Linked DNA regions of Mus musculus: region 2 is linked to region 1. Evidence: chromatin contacts called from ENCODE Hi-C or POLR2A ChIA-PET data. All regions are on one chromosome and are shown on one strand. Each heading gives the region's core, a stretch centred on a gene start or an enhancer-like site at or near the end of the contact. The rest is flanking DNA. Distances are from core to core; before and after follow the strand shown.

The links. Hi-C counts contacts between places; a loop is a spot of excess contacts on that map. ChIA-PET counts read pairs that join two places held with the same protein, here RNA polymerase II (POLR2A).
Region 2: POLR2A ChIA-PET joins it to region 1 with 14 read pairs in Patski. The contact joins the promoter of Ip6k1 here to the promoter of Mon1a in region 1. A Hi-C loop is called at or near these places in 1 of 37 maps with a recorded cell type or tissue (T-helper 17 cell). POLR2A ChIA-PET finds 5 or more read pairs at or near these places in 4 of 5 experiments (Patski and embryonic stem cell).

What each region holds. Positions count from the first base shown.
Region 1 is chr9:107,885,692-107,890,935 of GRCm38, forward strand. Mon1a (MON1 homolog A, secretory traffciking associated) reads left to right here and starts at 2,438. Exons shown (of 6, transcript NM_028369.3): 1 at 2,438-2,711.
Region 2 is chr9:108,001,210-108,006,397 of GRCm38, forward strand. Ip6k1 (inositol hexaphosphate kinase 1) reads left to right here and starts at 1,439. Exons shown (of 6, transcript NM_013785.2): 1 at 1,439-1,613. It overlaps 4930535L15Rik (RIKEN cDNA 4930535L15 gene), which reads right to left and starts at 1,210. Exons shown (of 4, transcript NR_166685.1): 1 at 1,067-1,210.

The DNA of each region.
Region 1 (5,244 bases), core at 1,188-3,687:
TCAACACTTTTGGAGGTAGAAACAGGAGGAAAAGGAGTGCAGGCCAACATTGGCTACAGGAAACCTGTCCTCAAACAAACAGATGTAGCTATAGTGGCTTGCTTCTATAGTGCCTAAGCACACACCTTAGAGATGCATGCTCACCAGCTTATCCCAGTAAATAAAGACTCTGTCATGTCTGATGGGGATTTTGTTCTTGGGAGCAAGAATGAGGACTGGGGGAAAGAACTGCTTAATCTGTAGAGTGCTCATGGGTAAAGTGCTTGTTTTTTTGTTTTGTTTTTGTTTTTGTTTTTTTAGGTTTTTCGAGACAGGGTTTCTCTGTGTAGCCCTGGCTGTCCTGGAACTCACTCTGTAGACCAGGCTGGCCTCGAACTCAGAAGTCCGCCTGCCTCTGCCTCCCAAGTGCTAGGATTAAAGGCATGCACCACCACGCCCGGCTAAGTGCTTGTTATACAAGCATGAGCAGTACCTAGGGAGATGCCAAACACAGAGGTGGGAATCTCTAACCTCAGTGTTGGGGCTACAGAGACAGGTGGATCTCTGGAGCTTGCTGGCCAAGGCAGTCTAGTCAACCAGTGAACTCCAGGCTCCATGAGACCTAAAAGTGGGACAATGTCAAGGAAGTTTTAGTTTCCTTCTGCTGCTGTGCTAGAACATTCTGACCAAAGGCAACTGAGGGGAGGAGAGGACTGATTTCAGCTCACAGGCCACAGTTGATCCTTAAGGAAACTCAGCACAGGAACTTTTGAAGCAGAAACCAGGAAGGAACCCATGTTGCTTGCTGGCTCACTCAAGCTGAGTAGCCCAGGACCACCTGCCCAGGGAATAACACTAATTGCAATGAGCTGGGCACTCCTGCATCAATTAACAACTGAAACAATTCCCCACAGACACTGTGTCAAGTTGAGAACTGAAGCTGATTAGAACAACACCCAACGTAAGATGTGCACACACACCCCTGCACATATTCCCATACATATTTGCACATACATGAACACAGAACATACATATGCACACAAAAGAAGACCTCGAACTCAGAAATCTGCCTGCCTCTGCCTCCCAAGTGCTGGGATTAAAGGGGTGAGCCATCACCGCCCTGCTCAAAAATTCTTACTTTAGACTCGTATAGTGAAATAATATGAAATGAAGTATATAGGGAAAACTTGTATAAATTATATTTGCTTCAAGGTAGGAACCTGGAAGCCAGAGCAAGCAAAGAGAGGAAATCCTGAAAGACCTATGGAGACTTGGAGAAGTTCCACTCCCCTTCTCAGTCTCCACTGCAAAGGAACGAACTCCCTCTCACATGGGACGCTTCCCTTACCCAGCATTTAAGGGTCTGGTAACCCTGTGGAAACTATCTCCAGGAAAAGGTCACAGGTTGTCATCATGTCAGTCACACATATGCCAGTATTATGGAGCCAGATTTCAAATTTGCATGGGAGAGAGGGAGGGAGGGAGAGAGAGAGAGAAAGAGAGAGAGAGAGCACACATATGCCAGTATTATGGAGCCAGATTTCAAATTCGCATGGGAGAGAGGGAGGGAGGGAGGGAGAGAGAGAGAGAGAGAGAGAGAGAGAGAGAGAGAGAGAGAGAAGAGAAGAGAGAGAAGAGAGAGATCCCCAACTTCTCCGACCTCCTTAGGGAGCCTGTCAAACTGCAAGGAAAAGTCAGAGGTTTTTGACTTTGTCCTTTATCTCAGAACTATTGGGATGACTAACCATGAAGCTTGAAAAGTAAGCAAATTGCTTCAGATAAAATATAAGTAATACTAGCCATTCCCTAATTTTGCTTCTTCAAACTATTCACCAGAAATAAGGGCTGCTGGGAAAACTTGTTTTCCTGTTTTTATTACTTTGTGTCTAGGAAATTATAAGCAGTGGTTCCTTGCCCTTAGAAATCACCCAGGAGCTTTTTCAAACAACTCCGATGCCTCGTACCTCACATTCATCCCATTAAGTAAAAATCTATAGGATAGTGTCCAGGCATTAATGTTTTTTTAAAAGCTCCCCGGGTCAGTTTATGTGAATTGTTGAGAATTGTGCTTTCTATTGCCTTAAAATAATATACTGTGACCAGACTTAAGGTCTTTTTAAGCAACAATTTTTGAGTCTTTTCAACACGTCCGCGTCTTGTACAGTCTATGTGGTTGTGCTCACTAGTGGCATTTATCCAGCTCCCTAAACTTATCATCTTTCCATGATCGGTGGGGAAATACTGACGTTCGTTCTGGTCCCTTAAAGTAAACATCTAGTGGGTGTTTGGGGGGAAGGGTAGAGGACCCGCCTCTAAGACACGGAAGAAGGCGGTGCCAGGTGAGGCAACCCGGGTCCTAGGTCAGACCCCGCCTCTGGCATCGCCAGGCTCGGGAGCCCGGAACCGCTCCCGCAGCTTTAAGGCTGCGGAGAGTTACGGACTACATTTCCCACAATGCACACAGGGGCGGGCTGGGGCTGGCCAAGAGGCTGGAACCGGGCCTCCGCCACCAGAGGCCGGTGAAAGCTGTCTTCCTGCGCCGGTGGCCGGTTAAGGGTCGGCAGGAGAGATCGGTTCCTCCGCTGTGGCCATGTCTGTATCCTCCAGGGGCGGTAGCCCCGCGAAGTTGCACTCTGAGGCCAGGCACTGCTGGACACTTATATCTCCCCAGGGGTCTGGCAGAGGGCAGTGACTGGTACCCTCGGTAGGTCCTGTGTTTCCCCAAGAAACAGGTGAGTTCGACTGCTAACCCACGTGGCCTGGGGGCGGCGAGAGGCGGGCAAGCTGTCATCTTTAGAGGGAGGGGCTTGAAAACTAGGGGGGGGGGGTGTCCCGGCCATCTACTGCCCCGATAGGGGTACTGCGGCTCTTTGGGGTCCTTTAGCCGGCTGGTCCCAGCTAGGCACTAAGAAAGATGAGGCGAGAACTCATCCTTTGGCCGGGAGAGCAATGTCCCATAGGCAGCAGACACCAACCCCCAATTCGGACATATTCGGCCCACAGAGTTCTCTTTAAAAGGAGGATGGTGGAGCGAGGCAGGCAGGTCTGAAAGGGTGAGCCAACCCTTTCTAGGTAGAGTTTGCTTGGGAACTGTGAGCAGCCTTTGTCAGGAAGGGGAGTGGCCTCTAGAGGTGACAAGGAACTAGGCTCATTGTAGATCCTGGAGGCATCCTGCTGAAGCAGCCACATCACAGTCCCAATTGAGCCCTGACTGTCAGACTTTCTGAGTCGTCCTCCCAAGTGGACCAAAGGGGTCAAGATCAAATTTGAAGCGCTGTTAGAACAGGAAAAAAGATCAAGGTTGTTTGAAGCTAGTAAGGAGGGGCTTTTGCAAGACCCTCCTCTCTCAGGAGCAATCTGAAGGAGGGAGGCGCATTGGAAGGAGGGACAGCATCAGCTTTTTGTTTGTTTGTTTGTTTTTGTTCTTGGTGATTTTGTTCATAGGCTCTGCTAGAGGCTTCTAGGAAAAGTTGCATGCCCTGGGAGCACTTAGAGGAACTGCCTAAAAAGTGTTCCTGTAGAGACCACTGGAGCTGTTCTCAGACACCTCCCTTGCATAACGGCTCAGGACCAGCTTTTCCAGGAGCACTTGCTGCAGAAATCAAAGTCTATTGGAGGTGGGAGGTGGGCTTTATCTGCTCCACTCAGCCTTCTTGCCTGAGTGTGTGGGTATCCAGAAAACGGTTCGCTTCACCAGGCCTTCTGGTTGGAACCCCAGACTGACCTTGGAGAGGATAAAAATGCTATATGATCTCACATAGAAGGAGAACTTTTGTGGAAAAAAAAAAAAAAAAAAGCACCGGCTAGCTCTAGACAGCTGGCCCTGCTCCGTTCCCTGTGCAGGTCCTATGCTGGGGACACTCAGGAACACTGGATTTATTTAACCCTCAGAAGCACAAAAAGTGTCCTGAAGGAGCATGTTGTCAGGACGGCATAGCTGGTGTAGAACTTGTTTGGAGTTTGAAGGCAGAAGTACAAAGCCACAGAGAGGGCATTGTGCAGACCTAGGAGGTAGATAAATTTGGGAGAGATAGCTAGAAGCAGCTGAGAACTGGCAACCTGGCTCTGCAACTGCAGAGAAGGTAAGAACAGCTTGCTTGATACCGGGGAGGCTGAGGCCCGTGGCTCTTTGACCTGATGTCCTGGGGCAGGGGAGAGGGGGTCAGAAGGAGGGGTCCCTCAAACTAGAGCTCATGCTTCCTGAGGTCAGAAGTATGTTTGATCAGGTCATTCCTCAGGCCCTGGCTGACTGAGAAATCTTCTAAAGGATTGATTGGCAGGACAGAGACCACTGGACCTGTGTGTAAATGCAGTCTGAGTGCTAAGAATAACCACAATGTGCTAATAGCTTCAGCTGAGTATAGGGTATGCTTACTCTGTATAGCCAGGCCACATGTATTATCTCATTTAATCTTCCCACCCCATACATCATTCCTGGCTGTTTGCAGCCATTCGGTACCATTTTATAAGTAAGAAAACGGACCAGTAAAACCAGTTCCTCCAACTGCAGAGCTGCTTTTCCTGACTACTTCCAAGGACAAGCTGTCTCCACAGGCAAGAGTTTTCTTGCCTGACCCCAGGTACACTTGAACTGGGTGTTCTTCACACACCTTTTCTTTTCTTTATCCTCCAAAGATGTGTTAAATGCCGATTTAATTCCTCCTGCACATGTCTAATGTAGCAGGCCACAGAGTGACCTTCAATCTAGGGAAAGAAAAGCCCTGGTGAGCAGATATACTGCTGATAAGGTATTCCGACAGCAGCATGAAGTGAGGGAGTGAGTCACTGTGCTAGCCTAGGAAGAGACTTAGGGTGTAGGTAGACTGAGGGCAAAGGTCAAGTGAAGAGTTCCGGCTACGCTGGGCTGATGTAGAAAGGGGGCAGGAAGAAAGGGTAGAAAATAAGCTCCGAGAAATGAAGGAGAAGGGATCAACTGAGGGGCCTGGTGTGCCGTTGGGGGAAGTGACTTTCTTGCTAAGTGAGGTAGTAGTAGTGAGCAGAGGAAGGGCCTGACCCGACCTACCTTTCAGAGGCTCACCTCGATTACAAAGGCCGACCTGCTGGGACACATTACTACTGGTTAGGAGGTTGTGACAATTATTTGCTAGGGGGATAATAGCGGCTTAGACCCACCAGGTAATCAGGGAAGAGATAAGAAATGGTCAACTATTGAACCCGGTGTGCTGGGTGGTGGTGGAGGCATTCCCCTTTGATCCCAGCACTCAGGAGGCAGAGACAAGTGACTCTCTTGAGTTTAAAGATAAC
Region 2 (5,188 bases), core at 189-2,688, 110 kb after region 1:
GGAAGAATATGAATGCCCTCTGTGAGGGGAAAAATGACCTGGGCTTTATTATTTTAGAGTCAGGGTCTCATGATGTAGCCCTGGCTGGCCTAGAACACACTATGTAGACCAGGCTATCCTCAAAGTCAAGAGATTGGCTTGCTTCTGCCCCTCAAGAGATTGAAGGTGTATACTGCCATGCTCTGCCTAAGAAAAACTCTAAAAATTAGTTTTATATGTATGTGTGTCTGTATGAATATATGCCACATGTGTGCTGGTGCCCATGAAGAGGGTGTTAGACCCCCCATAAAGCTTTGAGCTGGGTGATGTGGGTGCTAGGAACAGAACCCAGGTTCTCTGTGAGAACAGCAAGTACTCTTAACCACTGAACCATCTCTCTTAATGGGGTGTCTATCAAAAGAAGAGTGTTAGAGACTTCAGTTTCAGCAGCCTGAGCGGCTATAAGTGTTTTTTCCTGAGTACTTGGCTTACTCTAAGAGCTTATTAAGTCTGTTTCTTGTTCATCTTCATTTTATAGACAGAGCAACTAAAGAGAAGCTAAAGCTCAAAGTTCTCAGAGTTAGGGCGTTTTGGTGTGGGACCAGGTGCTGTGATGTATCCTAACCTTGAAGCCAAAAGCCCCGGGTTAGGTGTCTACTTATGGAGAACAAGGGATGGTCATTTTCGGACTCATAGTTTGCCTTGGAGATAGATCATGATAGCCAAGGGCAAAAAGACACTGTGTCACAGGAACTTAACGGTGCTCTGAGGCAAATAAGAGCGATCACTATGTGCTGAGACTTGAGCTGGTTGCAGATTGAATTCTTATGCAAAATAAGCCGGGGAAAGGGGAAGCCGAAATCGAAGAGGTAGCACAGACGGCTGTGCCTCGGGACTGGTGAGAGACAACGCTGGGAGACGCTTAGAAAACACTAACTCCGGAGCTAGAAGAGTAGAAGGACCCATCGCCACCACTTCCTAAGACTGTGTGACCTTGGCTCAGGCTCTTTTCTGCGCCTCAGTTTCCTCACCAGTTAACTAGGGACGATCCCAAGCACAGAGGCAGGGGACAAAGCAAATACCGTACCTATGACATTCCCTAAGTGTGTGCGAGAGGATGATAAACGCTGCCAGCTCAAAACCGAAACGATTGCGCAGGTGAGAAAACGAAGGGCTCTCCAGCATCACCCCCATCGCTGCTAAAAGCTCCACTGCTAGCAAACCTGAGAATGGCGCGCATGCGTCAATTCCTGCCGTCACAGTCACGTGCCCCAGGCATTCTGCACGAGAGGCACGCCCTGACTGACGGAACAGTTGACGAATCAACGCGAAGAACTCCTTCAGGCGTCCCAAGAAGAGGCTATTGATTGGAGATAACCTCAGTTAGGGGCGGGTTCTTTGCTGTCCTTGGTTACTATGACGCCCGGCCCCCGCCCCCTCGGCTGGCCGCCATCTTGTTGTTGATCCGTACCCAGTGGGCAGCGCCAGGAGCTGGACCGAGCGGCCGGTGAGGGGCCGCTGCTGCGGGGCTCAGCCACCAGCGCCGCCTGCCAGGGGGGCGGGCCGAGACCTGGAGGCCCGGGGGGCCCAGCTCCCGTGGGGAGCCTTGGGCGCCCGCTGCCCGAGTCGGGCCGGTGAGTGACAGGAGTCGGGCCAAAAGACCCGCCCGACACCCACGGCGAGGGTGGCGGCGGGCGCGGGGTTGTTGCTGGCGCGCGTAGGTAGGGTCGGGACTTGGGGCGAGCATCACTGGAACATCATTCCAGCATCCTGGTTGGCCTTCCGCCGAGCCTCCCAGATGTTGACACGGAGGCTGGGTGGGCAGCCCGGGTGGAGGTCGGAGAGCCCTGAGCCCTGGGACCGGCCGGCGGGGTACCGGGAAACCTGCCTTTCAGACCGAATCCCTGGGTGCCTGAGAGCCGGCGTGCTGAGACGTGGTTGCTGCCAGCTCGTTCTCCCGGCCGTAACGTTCCTCCAAATCAGCGATAAACGTTACGTCGCTCTTAAGATTTCATACTCCTGCGAGTAAATTTTCAGGCCGCTTGAGACTAAGATGAGACGAAACAGGCCTAAAATGCCTTCTGAGCCAAGGAGGGTGGTATCGGGGCCCTGTGCTTTTGGTAGGGCTATGATCCTCTGCCTGGCATCACCGAGATCCCTCGGCGTCTTCCGTGCTCTTCAGGGCTCACTGTTTACTGCTTCTTGAAGAACCTAGCTAAATGTCCACAGTGGCAGAGTTTTATTTGGGGTATAAGTTGTTTGGTGCTCGACTTGGAGTATGTGGTTTAGGAGGATAAGGATGATGATGATTTGATTAATTTTGTCTCTTAAAGAGACAGTCCGTTAGGAGACGTAGGAGTGTTGGGACTATTAAAAACAAAAACTGAACTAGGGTATGGGAGCTCATGCACTAGGCTGAAGGAGGAGGATTGCCATGGGTTGCGGGCGGGCCAGGCAGAGCTACCTAGCAAGACCCTGTCTGCAGACAAAAGCAGAGCTGAAAGCTGTTGATGCTTGATGAAAACAGCGAGTCAAGCTTAGAGTCAAGATGGAGGCGGGGCTGGCAATCCCCAAAAGAGTATGCAGCTCTAGAAAGGGTCCTGGCTGCTGTAAATCACATTTTTACCCAGGGTCCCTTAGGTTCGCCACACAGGTGTCTTGTATGTTGTCGTCATATGAAACCCACAAAAGACGATTAAGGAGGCCAAGCAGGAGGTGTGCTCGTAATGTCTGTTAGGATCATGCCTCCTCTGAACGTTTAATTTTGGGAGAAACCAGCACCCTGGGCTGGAGATGATACCTTTGGGAGACTGGGCTGAATGCAGCCGGCCGAGGCAGCAAGTTGTGAGGAGAGGGGACTTGAGTAGTATTTATGCATTTCATTGCCCTTTCATCTTTTGAATGACTAATAAAATTTTAGCCTTGGTGAAATAAGTTTCTTGGATAGTTATTAAGGGAGAGAGATGCTAAAGTCTGAATTGCCCCACGACCAGCTCCTAATGCTTCTTTGGGGGGGCTGGGGGGATTAAATGATCCACAGGGTTACTTACATTTTTGCTCTTTTCTGCTAAAATAGCAAACTCTAATCCTCTTACTTCATTTTGGGTATTGGATTTCTTAGTGATATAGAAGGAGACTATTAATCAAGTTGGCAGCATTGACTAATGTGTACAGTCTTAGGGAGTTCAAGTGCCCATTAAAGTTTCTCCTTGGTCTAAGCCTATCTTAGGACTGCTGTCCCAAGAAAATAAAAATACAGGAGAACTTTTCACTCTTATAATGCTTTTATTAGCTCATGAATATGAATACAGCATCATGCTAGATTCAACGGTTATCCAAAGACAATAGCATCATTTCTGTGATGGGTATTTTAAGTACTGCATCTTGAAGACCATTACTATAGTAGTGGGTCCTGTCTCTGTCTTTGCATAATTCATTTGTAAACTTGAGCACTTATTCAGCACTCTAGGTTATTTTGGATGGTTCTCCTTGTGTATCATAGGCTGTTCTGGAAACTCAAGAGTCACTGTCATCCTTACTTTAGGTGTACACTTAGCAGGCTGCCTGGCCCAGCTCCCCCTCCCTCCCTCCCTCCCTCCTCCCTTTCCCTTTCCTCTGTCAGCCTCCCCACTCCTGGCCCCTTCTTTCTCTGTTTTTCAGACAGTGTCTTTCCATATCTCTGACTGACCTGGAACTCACTCTGTAGACCAGGCTGGCCTTGAAATCACAGAGATCTACCTGCCTCTGCCTCCCAAGTGCTGGGATTAAAGGCGCGGGCTGATTTAGCACTTTTAAACTATTAACAGCTAGAGATCAGAGATGGTGGTTATTCTACACTGATCAGAAGTCTACACAGGTACAGGCTGCAGAGACAAGCAGATCTCTGAGTTTGAGGCCACCATAGTCTACAAATTGAATTCTATGACACCAGGGCTACACAGAGAAACCCTGTCTCAAGAAAAAGGAAAAGAAGAGAAAGAAACAGGATTATAAGATGAGCTCTGATTTCCTGATGAGCATCCAAAGAGTTGCTGCCCTGCAGCCCCAGCCTATGTCCCCAGGCTTTATCCTTAGCACCCACTGACTGAATAGCTTGCTCAGCATTCCATATGTATTTTGCTCCCCAGTTCCTCTTGCCAGCTGAGTGTCTCGACCTTTGTCCTTGTTCAGGATTCTGTCACTTCTGTCACTTTACCTCCATCGCTTATCTCCAGAGTCCAGTTCAGGTTCTCCCTAGCTTTATAAAACATCTTTCAAACATTTAGATTCCTGGAGAATATTCCACTCCCTTTGAATAGCAAACCATTAAAGCCGCTTAAGCAACAGAGTAGGATTTGATGTATTTTTACTGTGTGTGGATGTGCCAGTGCTGTGCATGTGTGTGTGCGAGCCTGTGCATACACATGTCACAATGTGTCAAAGTCAGAGGACAACTTCTCCTGCCATAGGTTTTAGAGATACAACTTTATTGTCTTGTTAGTGTGGTAGCACCCTTATCCCCTGAGCCCTTTACCAGTGATGTTTTGTTTTTTGAGACAGACTGTCCCTGTATAGTCTAGGCAGGTCACCAGCTTGTGTTGTAATCCAGGTTGACATCTAACTCTTGATCTTATTTCTTCAACCACCTAAGTGCTAGGATTATACATGTGTACAATCACAACCAGTTTGATATTTGCTTGCTTTATTTATTTATTTATTTATTTTTCACTTTAATGGGTGGTTTACCTGAATGTACATCTGTATACCTTATGCAAGTACCTATCCATAGAAGTAGGAAGAGGGTTTTGGTTCCTCCAGAACTATAGTTACAGTTATAAGCTACTATGTGGGTGCTGAGAATTGTGCCTGGGTCCTCTAGAAGAGCAGTAATGACTGAGCAATCTCTCCAGTCCAATAACTTTTGGAGCTGGGTAATGGTGGTGCTTGCCTTTAATCCCAGAGGCAAAGGCAGGCAGATCTCTTGAGTTTGAGGCCAGTCTGGTCTGTAGAGAAATGTTCCACAGAGAAACCCTGTCTTGAAAAACCAAAACCCAAAACTTTTGGAGTCAGGCATAGTAGCCTACTCCTGTAATACAAGTTTTTGGGAGGCAGAGGCAGAAGGATCACCATGAGTTCAGGCCAGTCTAAGCTCAGTCTAAGCTCTAATTATAGACCCTGTCTCAATAGTAATTGTAATAGTTTTTAGTCATGCCCAGTGTCATGGGCCTAT